Linked DNA regions of Homo sapiens: region 2 is linked to region 1. Evidence: chromatin contacts called from ENCODE POLR2A ChIA-PET data. All regions are on one chromosome and are shown on one strand. The core of a region is the stretch at or near the end of the contact, and the rest is flanking DNA. Distances in the headings are between cores, read along the strand shown. Region 1 overlaps CDK12 (cyclin dependent kinase 12). Region 2 holds the start of EIF1 (eukaryotic translation initiation factor 1).

Region 1 (5,246 bases), core at 2,125-4,624:
GGCAAGAGGATTGCTTGAGGCCAGGAGTTTGAGACCACCCTGGAAAACACAGTGAGACTCCATCACTACAAAAAATTAAAAAAAAAAAAAAAAAATTAGGCCAGGCACGGTGGCTCAAGCCTGTAATCCCAGCACTTTGGGAGGCTGAGGCGGGCAGATCACGAGATCAAAAGTTCGAGACCAGCCTGGCCAACATAGGGAAACCCCATCTCTACTAAAACTACAAAAAATTAGCCGGGCATGGTAGCAGCTGCCTGTAATCCCAGCTACTCAGGAGGCTGAGGCAGGAGAATTGCTTGAATCGTTCCAGTGAGCCAAGATCGTGCCACTGCACTCCAGCCCAGGCAACAGTATGAAACTCCGTCTCAAAAAAAAAAAAAAAATTAGAACAGGCACAGTACTCATGCCTGTAATCCCAGCACTTTGGGAGGCTGAGGTGGGCAGATCACTTGAGGTCAAGAGTTGAAGATCAGCCTGGCCAGCCTGGTGAAACCCTGTCTCTACTAAAAATATAGAAACTGGCCAGGCACGGTGGCTCACGCCTGTAATCTTAGCACTTTGGGAGGCCAAGGTGGGCAGACTGCCTGAACTCAGGAGTTCGAGACCAGCCTGGGCAATACAGTGAAACCCCATCTCTATTAAAATACAAAATTTAGCTGGGTGCACCTGTACTCCCAGCTACTCAGGAGGCTGAGGCAGGAGAACTGCTTGAACCCCAGGGGTGGAGGTTGCAGTGAGCTGAGATCGCGCCACTGCACTCCAGCCGGAGAGACAGAGTGAGACTCCATCTCGAAAAAAAAAAAAAAAAAATTAACTGGGTGTGGTGGTGTAATTCCAGCTACTCGAGAGGCTGAGGCAGGAGAATTGCTTGAGCCTAGGAGGAGGAGGTTGCAGTGAGCTGAGATCGCACGACTGCACTCCAGCCTGGGTGACAAGACTCTGTCTCAAAAATAATTAGCTGGACATGGTGGTATAAGTGTGTGTTTCCAGCTACTTGGGGGCAGATGGCAACCGGCAGTCCTGGGGTGGGAGCATCATTTGAGCCCAGGAAGTCAAAGCTACAGTGAGCCATCACCATGCCATTGCACTCCACCCTGGGCAACAAAGGGCAGCTCTGTCTCGAAAAATAAAAAATTTAAAAATAGAAATAAAATGCAGGAAGTAATTTTCTTAAATTCACAAAGTATCACTGCAACTCGTGGAGTTCATCGAATTTACTCTACATTTTAGCAAAGATTTAACAAACAAGAAGAGCTCAACAATTTAATACTACTCTATCGCTAAAGAGGTGCAAAAATCTTGGAAAAAAGAAATAGTATTTTAGAATGCTTTCCCTGTAAAAAATATAAATTGCCGAAGATATTTACAAAAAAATAGAAATATAGCTAAGTTGTAAGTCAAAACTAATAAAAAATATACTGAATCATTCCGTTCACTTCAAAGCAGAAGGCAAACCTGACCAGCCAAAATAGACAATCATCAAACTAAAAATCTAAAGAAAAAGGGTCCAAGCAACTATTTCAGAATTATTAAGGCACCTGGTGGCAGAAGCCTCTCCCAGTAATCAGTAAATTATAGTAGTCAGTGGGGTTTTGTAGAAAGATAGGTTTCCAGGAATAGATCAGAAAAGTCAGTTTTCAATCTTTTTTTTTTTTTGAGACAGGGACTCACTTTGTTGCCCAGGCTGGAATGCAATGACACAATCATGGCTCACTGCAGCCTCAATTTCCCGGGCTCAAGCAACACTTTCACCTTAGCCTCCTAAGAAGCTGGGACCACGGCACACACCAACACACCCAGCTAATTCTTGAAATTTTTTGTAGAGACAAGGTCTTGCCATATTGCCCAGGCTAGTCACAAAATCCTGGACCTCCCCAAGTGATGCTCTTGCCTCGCCTCCTACCACGTATGGCCCAGATACAATTTTTTGCCTATCTCAATTTATTAATAAGTGGTAGAGAAATTTTGTGCCAAGAGCCAGGTGTGGTGGCTCATGCCCGTAATACCAACACTTTGGGAGGCCAAGGCAGGCGGATCAGTTGAGCCCAGGAGTTCAAGACCAACCTGGCCAACATGGTGAAACCTCATCTCTATTAAATAAAGATACAAAAATTAGCTGGGCATGGTGGCATGTGCCTGTAGTTCCAGCTACTTGTGAGGCATGAGAATTGCTTGAACTGGGGAGGTCAAGGTTGCAGTAAGCCGAGATCGTGCCACTGCACTCCAGCCTGGGTGACAGGGCAAGACTTTATCTCAAAAAAAAAAAAAAAAAAAAAAAAAAATTGTGTCATGCACATCCTCAGAAAAAATAAGACATCTATAGTACAACAGACTAACTCATGTCTACAAATAAAATCAGGCCAGATAGGTCTTCTCTATTCCTTCACAGTATCAGATGGTTGAAAAAGATCTGAGAACCTTAACCACAGGCAATCTTCTCTATTTTTATGACAGGTAGTTATAAAGGAAAATATTGGTGCTTTGCATGAATATTTCCTAGACCACAAAGATCTATCTCTTGCAATGTATCTTTTTAAAGAATACTGTTAACCCTTGTGTGTGAATTTTCCATAAAAGAATGTCATTTACTCAAAATATAAGAACATAAATCTCAACAGCTATTGACTCCTGCCAATTTTTATCGTTTTAATCCCTTGTAAATCAGACAGAACAATACAATATAGGTTAGTTTGTACCACATCAACCAGAACTGGGATAGTCAGTGGAGTAGATAATGATCATCTGAAACTTTCTGTTGAAATACTGGGAGAGATGAACATGCAACATTATTATAATCTGCACTCAGATTTTTCCATCCTAGAAACAAAACTTATTATCAGAAAACTCTTTGAGTCACAATGTAATATAGATTCTTTTTTTTTGAGACGGAGTCTCCCTCTATTGCCCAGGTTGGAGTACAGTGGTGCAATCTTGGCTCACTGCAACCTCTGCCTCCTGGGTTCAAGTGATTCTGCTACCTCAGCCTCCCAAGTAGCTGGGACTACAGGCGTGTGCCACTACGCCCGGCTAGTTTTTTGTATTTTTAGTAGAGATGGGGTTTCACCATATTGGCCAGGCTGGACTCGAACTCCTGACCTCATGATCTGCCCACCTCAGCCTCCCAAAGTGCTGGGATTACAGACATGAGCCACCGCACCCCACCAACATAGATTTTTTAAATTATTCTAATTTTTAAGATGTTCAGCGAAAAAAAACTTGTAATTTCTCAACCACTGTCGGAATATTCTTTACAAATCTCAATTCCTCATTATTCAAAACAGATTTCTTCTTGGTTTGGCTTCACTAGAAGAACAAGAAAAATCAGGCTGAGCATGGTGACTCATGCCTGTAATCCCACTACTTTGGGAGCCAAGGCAGGAAGATTGCTTGAGCCCAGGAGTTCAAGACCAGCCTGAGCAACATAGTGAGACCTTATCTCTAAAAAAAATAAACAAAGTTAGCTGGGAGTGGTGGCATGCACTTCTGGTCCCAGCTACTATCGAGGCTGAAGCGAGAGGATCACTTGAGCCAGGGAAGGAGGCCAAGGTTGCAGTGAGCCATGATTGTGCCACTGCACTCCAGTCTAAGTGACAGAGCAAGATTCTGTTTCACAGAAAAAAAAAAAAAAAAAAAAAAGAGGCAGGGTGCAGTGGCTCATGTCTGTAATCCCAGCACTTTGGGAGGCCAAGCGGGCGGATCACCTGAAGTCAGGAGTTCAAGACCAGCCTAGCCAACATGGTGAAACCGCATCTCTACTAAAAGTACAAAAATTAGCTGGGCATGGTGGTGCACTCCCAAAATCCCAGCTACTTGGGAACCTGAGGAAGGAGAATCGCTTCAACCCAGGAGGCAGAGGTTGCAGTGAGCCAAGATCACCCCACTGCACTCCAGCCTGGGCGACAGAGCAAGACTCTGTCTCAAAAAAAAAAAAAGAAAAAGAAAAAAGAAAAATTAAGGTATTTTAATTGTGTCATCATCATTTCAAATAAATTCAGTCTATGGTTTTTTGTCTGTTTGGAGACAGGATCTTGCTGTGTCACCCAAGCTGGACTGTAGTGGTGCAATCATAGCTGACTGCAGCCTCGAGGCTCAAGTGATCTACCCACTACAACATTCCAAGCAGCTGAGACTACAGGTGCATACCACCACAGCTGCTTTTTTTTTTTTTAAGAGACAGGGGCCAGGCACAGTGGCTCATGCCTATAATCCCAGCACTTTAGGGGGCCGAGGCCGGGGATCATGAGGTCAGGAGATCAAGACCATCCTGGCAAACATTGTGAAACCCTGTCTCTACCAAAATACAAAAAAAATTAGCCAGGCGTGGTGGCACCCGCCTGTTAGTCCCAGCTACTCAGGAGGCTGAGGCAGGGGAATCACCTGAACCCGGGAGGTGGAGATTAGTGAGCTGAGATTGAGCCACTGCACTCCAGCCTGGCGACAGAGTGAGACTCTGTTTCCCAAAAAAAAAAAAAAAAAAAAAAGGGGGGGGATGCCTAAGCTCTGGTCTCAAACTCCCACCTGAAGCAATCCTCCAGCTTGGCCTCCTAAAGTGCTGGGATCACAGGCATCAGCCACCATGCCCAGCCAATCTGTGTTTCATATTTTTGTTTTCTCCAATGTTTACTTTATGAGCTCAAATAAAGTACTAATACAGATTAGGTACTCTCTTATCCACAATGCCTCAAACCAGAGTGTCTGAACTTTTTTTTTTTTTTTTTTTGAGACAGAGTCTCGCCCTGTCGCCCAGGCTGGACTGCAGTGGCGCGATCTCAGCTCACTGCAAGCTCCGCCTCCTGGGTTCACGCCATTCTCCTGCCTCAGCCTCCCGAGTAGCTGGGACCACAGGCACCCACCATCACGCCTGGCTAATTTTTTGTATTTTTAGTAGAGACGGGGTTTCACCATGTTAGCCAGGATGGTCTCGATCTCCTGACCTCGTGATCCGCCCGCCTCGGCCTCCCAAAGTTCTGGGATTACAGGCGTGAGCCACCGCACCCGGCCTGAGTGTTTCAAATTTTTAAAATTTTTAGATTTTGGATTATTTGCATTATACTGGATGAGCATATTCAATGCAAAAATCTGAATACTGAAATGCTCCAATGAGCATTTCCTTTGAGTATCATGTCAGCGCTAAAAATGTTCCTGATTTTGGAGGATTTCTAGATTTTTGGATTAGGGATATTGAACATGTATGAAAAATGTATACTGCTTCTAAAATATTACATTTTTAGCATGTTTATTTCAAG
Region 2 (4,698 bases), core at 1,477-3,976, 2.2 Mb before region 1:
AAATACATTACACATAACATTAAAACTGAAGGGGAAAAAAAAACCAAAAACCAGTTTGTTACTTCACATGGCATTGGGCAGCTGCTGCTATTAAGTTGCAAGCTCTACAGCTAGCTACATGACTGATGGATCAGTTTGAGATTTGTTCCCTTGTCAAAAGTTTAACTCTGATAGAAGGTTGGCCTCACATTCTGATGTTTGGACATCCCTTAGCTAGGATATGTCTGGTCGAACAGACCTTTGTGGCAAGCCAGATGTCCTATCACCTCGCTAGCGGTAAGAGGGCCTCTTTGAGCTCTGTCCACCTAGTCAGGTTGGAGACACCAGGGGATCTACCACCAAAAGCTCCCTTCTAGTAGTACAGCTGGTGCTTCTGCCTTACCCCATCCTCTCCTCTCAGATTCACCGAGGACTGTTCAGGTGGTAACATTCTCTTAGGGTAGGGAACTCTGCAGAGGGAGAGCTGAGGAGGTTCCGGCCATAGTTGTTTGTAATCTTAGGGCTCTGGGCTTGGCTGAAACATGACGGTATTGCTTGGTTTCAGGCTTGACACTGCCAGGCGCCTATTGCTTGACCTCTGTTTAAATGAGGGACTTCAAGACTAGACAGCATGGCTCTTTTCAGTTTATTGCATGAAGGAGTTACACTAGTCCAAGTTAAAAGCGGACCCCAAATGGTTACATTATACAAGCTGTGAGGTTTTTAAACCTGTGACAAGGGAGAGAAGGGAAATTCTACTCATTGCAAGGAAATCCTCACTTAAGCTTCAGTGAGCCACAAGCACTTAAAACCCATGAACCTTCAGCTGATCGTCCTTAGCCAGTCCAATCTGAAAAGACAAAAGGGCAAAGTTTTAAATGGGGGACAGGGAGAGTTAAAGCCTCCATTTCTAATGGCAACAACCCTGTCTTCCTGCTACTACACTGCCCAAGAGCCAGGGGTGCGCACAATGGTTCAACAGAGGGTCCTCAGTTAAGAGCTACCTTTTTTGAACACTCAGTGCCTTCCAAGGTTCTGAATTAGTGTGAGAATGAGACTCATCAGGTATCTGAAATCTCTTCAATTATATCAAGAGCTGATCATGTAACAGTATTTTAGTATTAATACTCAGGAAATTCATTTTTAAAAACTCATGTCCTTACAAATACAGGAACAACCCAGCATTTGGCTTATTTTACAATGCATCTATATGCTATTCAAATTTGCATCTGTGAAGTAGATCCACAGAAACAGTAAACCAAAGGTAGACAAGTCCCTTCTGCTTTTTCCTATAAAACAGAAATAAGTCTATGTACTTTAAAACCCAACTGAGGTTTTGCTCAGCCTTACAAAGCCAACTTTTATGTCCCCAGCAGAAGCTAACAGACAGGATCTGAGATTTGCCAGCAGAGAGGCACAAATCAAGTAGTGACTGAACTCACCTCTACGAGGAACTGGCATATGTTCTTGCGTTGGTCACCCTGTAGCTGAATTACTTCTCCATATTCCGGATGCTCAATTACAGTACCATTGCAGGCAAACTTCTGCAAGCACAAAGGAAAACGAATTAGGCCTAGCAAGAGCATGAACGCATTTATCACCCCTTCCGCTAACAATACATACAACACAGCTGGCACCCCCTTGTGGACAAATCCATTATGACTTTCCCAAAATCTCACTGAAGACCTACTTTCTTAAACGCCTTCACTAGTTTCTTTTTATCGTAATCATCAGCGATCCCTTGGACAGTAGTAAGGGTCTTCCTGCCGTTTCTCTGTTGAATTCTTATATGGATATAATCCTCAGTGCCAGCAGGAAGCAGGTCATCACCCTTACTTGCATCAGCAAAGGGGTCTGAAAAAAAAGGTTAAGCTCGTTCAGAGCTGTCAAAGATAGGATGCCACTGCCATCCCCTCGGTCCCCAGGTGTTTTGCGCGTGCAGAAAACAACACTGAAATCGTCAGGGCTTGGGCCAGGCCGAATGTGTCCTTTGCTGGCTCTCCCCGAGCAGGTCAGTCCGGGACGGCCAGCTTCCCCAGGCTCGGGGAACGCCCGGGCCTCCCGCCCTCCCTGGGAAGCCGATCACATGTCGGGGGAGTCCGGGCTGCCAGGCGGTGCCCCACCCAGCTGATGCAACCCGCCGGAACCCGAGCTCCCGAGGCGGGGCTAAGCCTCCCACCCCCATTGGTGCACCCGCTTGCCACTTAGGGCTGGCACCGCCTTTCCCTCCGGATCCGTGACAACGGGTGGTGACGTAACGGACGTGACGCAATGGTGACGGGAGGGGCGGGTGTGGCCCGAGGAGGCCCAGGAGCCATTAGTAAATGCGCCACTGAGACGCCGGGCCCGCCCAAGGGCTGACCTACCGCCTGCTCCTTCCGGTCGCGCTCAGGGTCCGACCCCGGGGCCCAGGCCTTGATCCCGCTGCCCTGCGACCCTGGTCAAGTTTCCCCTGCCCGAGCTTACGAAGGCCCGGAGCGCTTGGCAACTTCCCGGAACACGTCTCCGGGCCCGGAAGGCCCCGCTGCCCCACCCGGGCCCGCGACCTTTCCCATAGCTTACCGAAAGAGTGGAGGTTCTGGATAGCGGACATACGATACGATTCCTTTTCCTCGGTGGAAACGGCCTGCGGAAGGCGGCGGCGGCGGTGGCGGGAGAAGGCGGGCAGGGGGGAACGGAACGTCGGGAAGCGAGGGGGCTCAAGGGGGAGGCTGCTGAATCCTCGGCGGCGGCTCAGTGACTGGGGCAGAGGGGCGGTGCCTGTGTTTAGTTATATAGCCGCGCCTCTGACGCCAGCGCGCTGCCCTCACGTCCTGACCCCACCCACAGCGTCGTGCCCCAAGCGCCCAGGCGGCGCCGCTTCCAATTGGTTTGGAGGCGGGGACATGGGATGGCGCTTGCGCAGGAAGTCTGCGGCAGGAGGGCGTCCTCTTGACTCTAGGAGAGCTGGGAGGGGGAGGGAAAGCTTGATCTGTCTCGGAGCCTGCGCAGTGCGAGTGGACGGTGTCTGGGTGCCGAGAATACCGGCCCAGGTTTCGAGCGCGCCTACGCACTGTGTCCTTTGGTACGTTCCACCTTCTTGACCCTGTTGCATCCCTGTCTTCTCGAAAAGGGGAGTTTCATATGGTAAATGAACACTCCTTAGAGAGGATTTAGATGATGAGCCTCCCAAACACGAGAAATCCCCGTTGTGTCAAACCCACCTACCTACCCACCCTACTACCCACGGAGTCACAGCGGGATTTAGGGCGGCACTTTGATTAATCAACATACAATAATATAATCAAAACGGTAACCGCATAATTTAGATTGCCATTTAGATTTATTCTAAAGTGGGTTAATCCGATCTAAAATTTTCATTTAGATTAGATTAATCCATCTAAGGAAAAAGTGTGCCCAGCTCATTGGCATGAGTTCAAGGTATAGTAACTGGTTCTGGGCCCCCCCGAGAATAATTCTGGCACCAGAGGGCGTCCTTCATGTGGCACAGCTTGTGTGGAGTAGAGCCTTCCTAGAGTTTAGATGAAATATTTCCTTCAAAACAGTCAACCTTTCTTGCTTTCAGTTTATTTATTTCAACACTCAGTTGTAGGGGTAAGTAGAGTGGTGAAAAGAGACCAGGAATTTTAGACTCAAAGGCCTCCGGGGATAGGCAGGTAAGTAGGATCAAGGAGTGCAAACAGCCAAGTGTGATGTAATGGGGTGGACTGGGGGCTGGAGTAAGAACTACGGGCTGCAGTGGCCGCTCACCTCCAGCCCATTGTGCTAGATCTTTTTCAAGAGTGCCAGGAAATCCAGGTGTTTACATAAAATCTCTTGATTTTTAAATATTGCCAATAAATTGATTTTTTTTTTGAGACAGAGTCTCACTTTGTCGCCGAGGCTGGAGTGCAGTGGCACTGTGTCGGCTCACTGTAACCTCCGTCTCCTGGGTTCAAGCAATTCTTCTGCCTCAGCCTCCCGAGTAGTTGGGGTTACAGGCATCCACCACCACGCCCGGCTAGTTTTTTAAAAATATTTTTAGTAGAGATGGGTTTTCACCATGTTGGCCAGGCTGGTCTTGAACTCCTGACCTCAGGTGATCTGCCTGCCTCGGCCTTCCAAAGTGCTGGGATTACAGGAATAAATTGAATTTTTGATACAACACTGCAAGCCAAACAAAAATATGCATGCCCATGGACTGCTGGTTTATGTCCCTGACAGTCAGGGTCACTGCCCTTGTGGAGTTGAAGGCCAGCGGGAGAGAGAGCCACTAAACAAATAATAAGATAATGAGGCTGGGCGCTGTGGCTTATGCCTGTAATCCCAGCACTTTGGGAGGCTGAGGTGGGCGGATCACCCGAGGTCAGGAGTTCGAGACCAGCCTGGCCAATATGGTGAAACCCTGTCTCTACTAAAAATACAAAAATTAGCTGGGCGTGGTGGCGTGTGCCTGTAGTCCCAGCTACTCGGGAGGCCGAGGCACAATAATTATTTGAACCCGGGAAGAGGAGACTGCAGTGAGCCAAGATGGCGCCATTGCACTCCAGCCTGGGCGACAGAGCAAGACTATGTCTCAAAAAAAAAAAAAAAAGGATAATGACAGATTGTGAGAGGTGCCAAAAAGGAGGTAAACAGGGTGATGTGAAAGGGCCAGGCTCCTTCAGATGGGGTGGTCAGAGAAGGCCTCTGGGGAGGCAGCATTCTGGCTGACAGAGGGTAGGAAGGAGTCCACTGTGG

Evidence for each region. ChIA-PET counts read pairs that join two places held with the same protein, here RNA polymerase II (POLR2A).
Region 2: POLR2A ChIA-PET joins it to region 1 with 10 read pairs in WTC11. The contact joins the promoter of EIF1 here to the enhancer-like site in region 1. POLR2A ChIA-PET finds 5 or more read pairs at or near these places in 2 of 52 experiments (WTC11 and naive thymus-derived CD8-positive, alpha-beta T cell).

What each region holds. Positions count from the first base shown.
Region 1 is chr17:39,484,644-39,489,889 of GRCh38, reverse strand. All of the region lies in intron 2 of CDK12 (cyclin dependent kinase 12), which reads right to left. Among named protein-coding and RNA genes, the nearest start is that of CDK12, 26 kb to the right of the region's middle. Within about 2 kb of position 3,374, at least 3 of the 41 ENCODE cell types and tissues checked have a DNase peak (open chromatin) inside an H3K27ac peak, as active enhancers do.
Region 2 is chr17:41,686,913-41,691,610 of GRCh38, reverse strand. It overlaps EIF1 (eukaryotic translation initiation factor 1), which reads right to left and starts at 2,726. Exons shown (of 4, transcript NM_005801.4): 1 at 2,542-2,726; 2 at 1,670-1,833; 3 at 1,422-1,523; 4 at 1-829. The coding sequence starts at 2,572. The coding sequence ends at 785. RefSeq lists enhancers at 1,208-2,116, 2,042-2,131, 2,117-3,025 and a silencer at 2,512-2,901.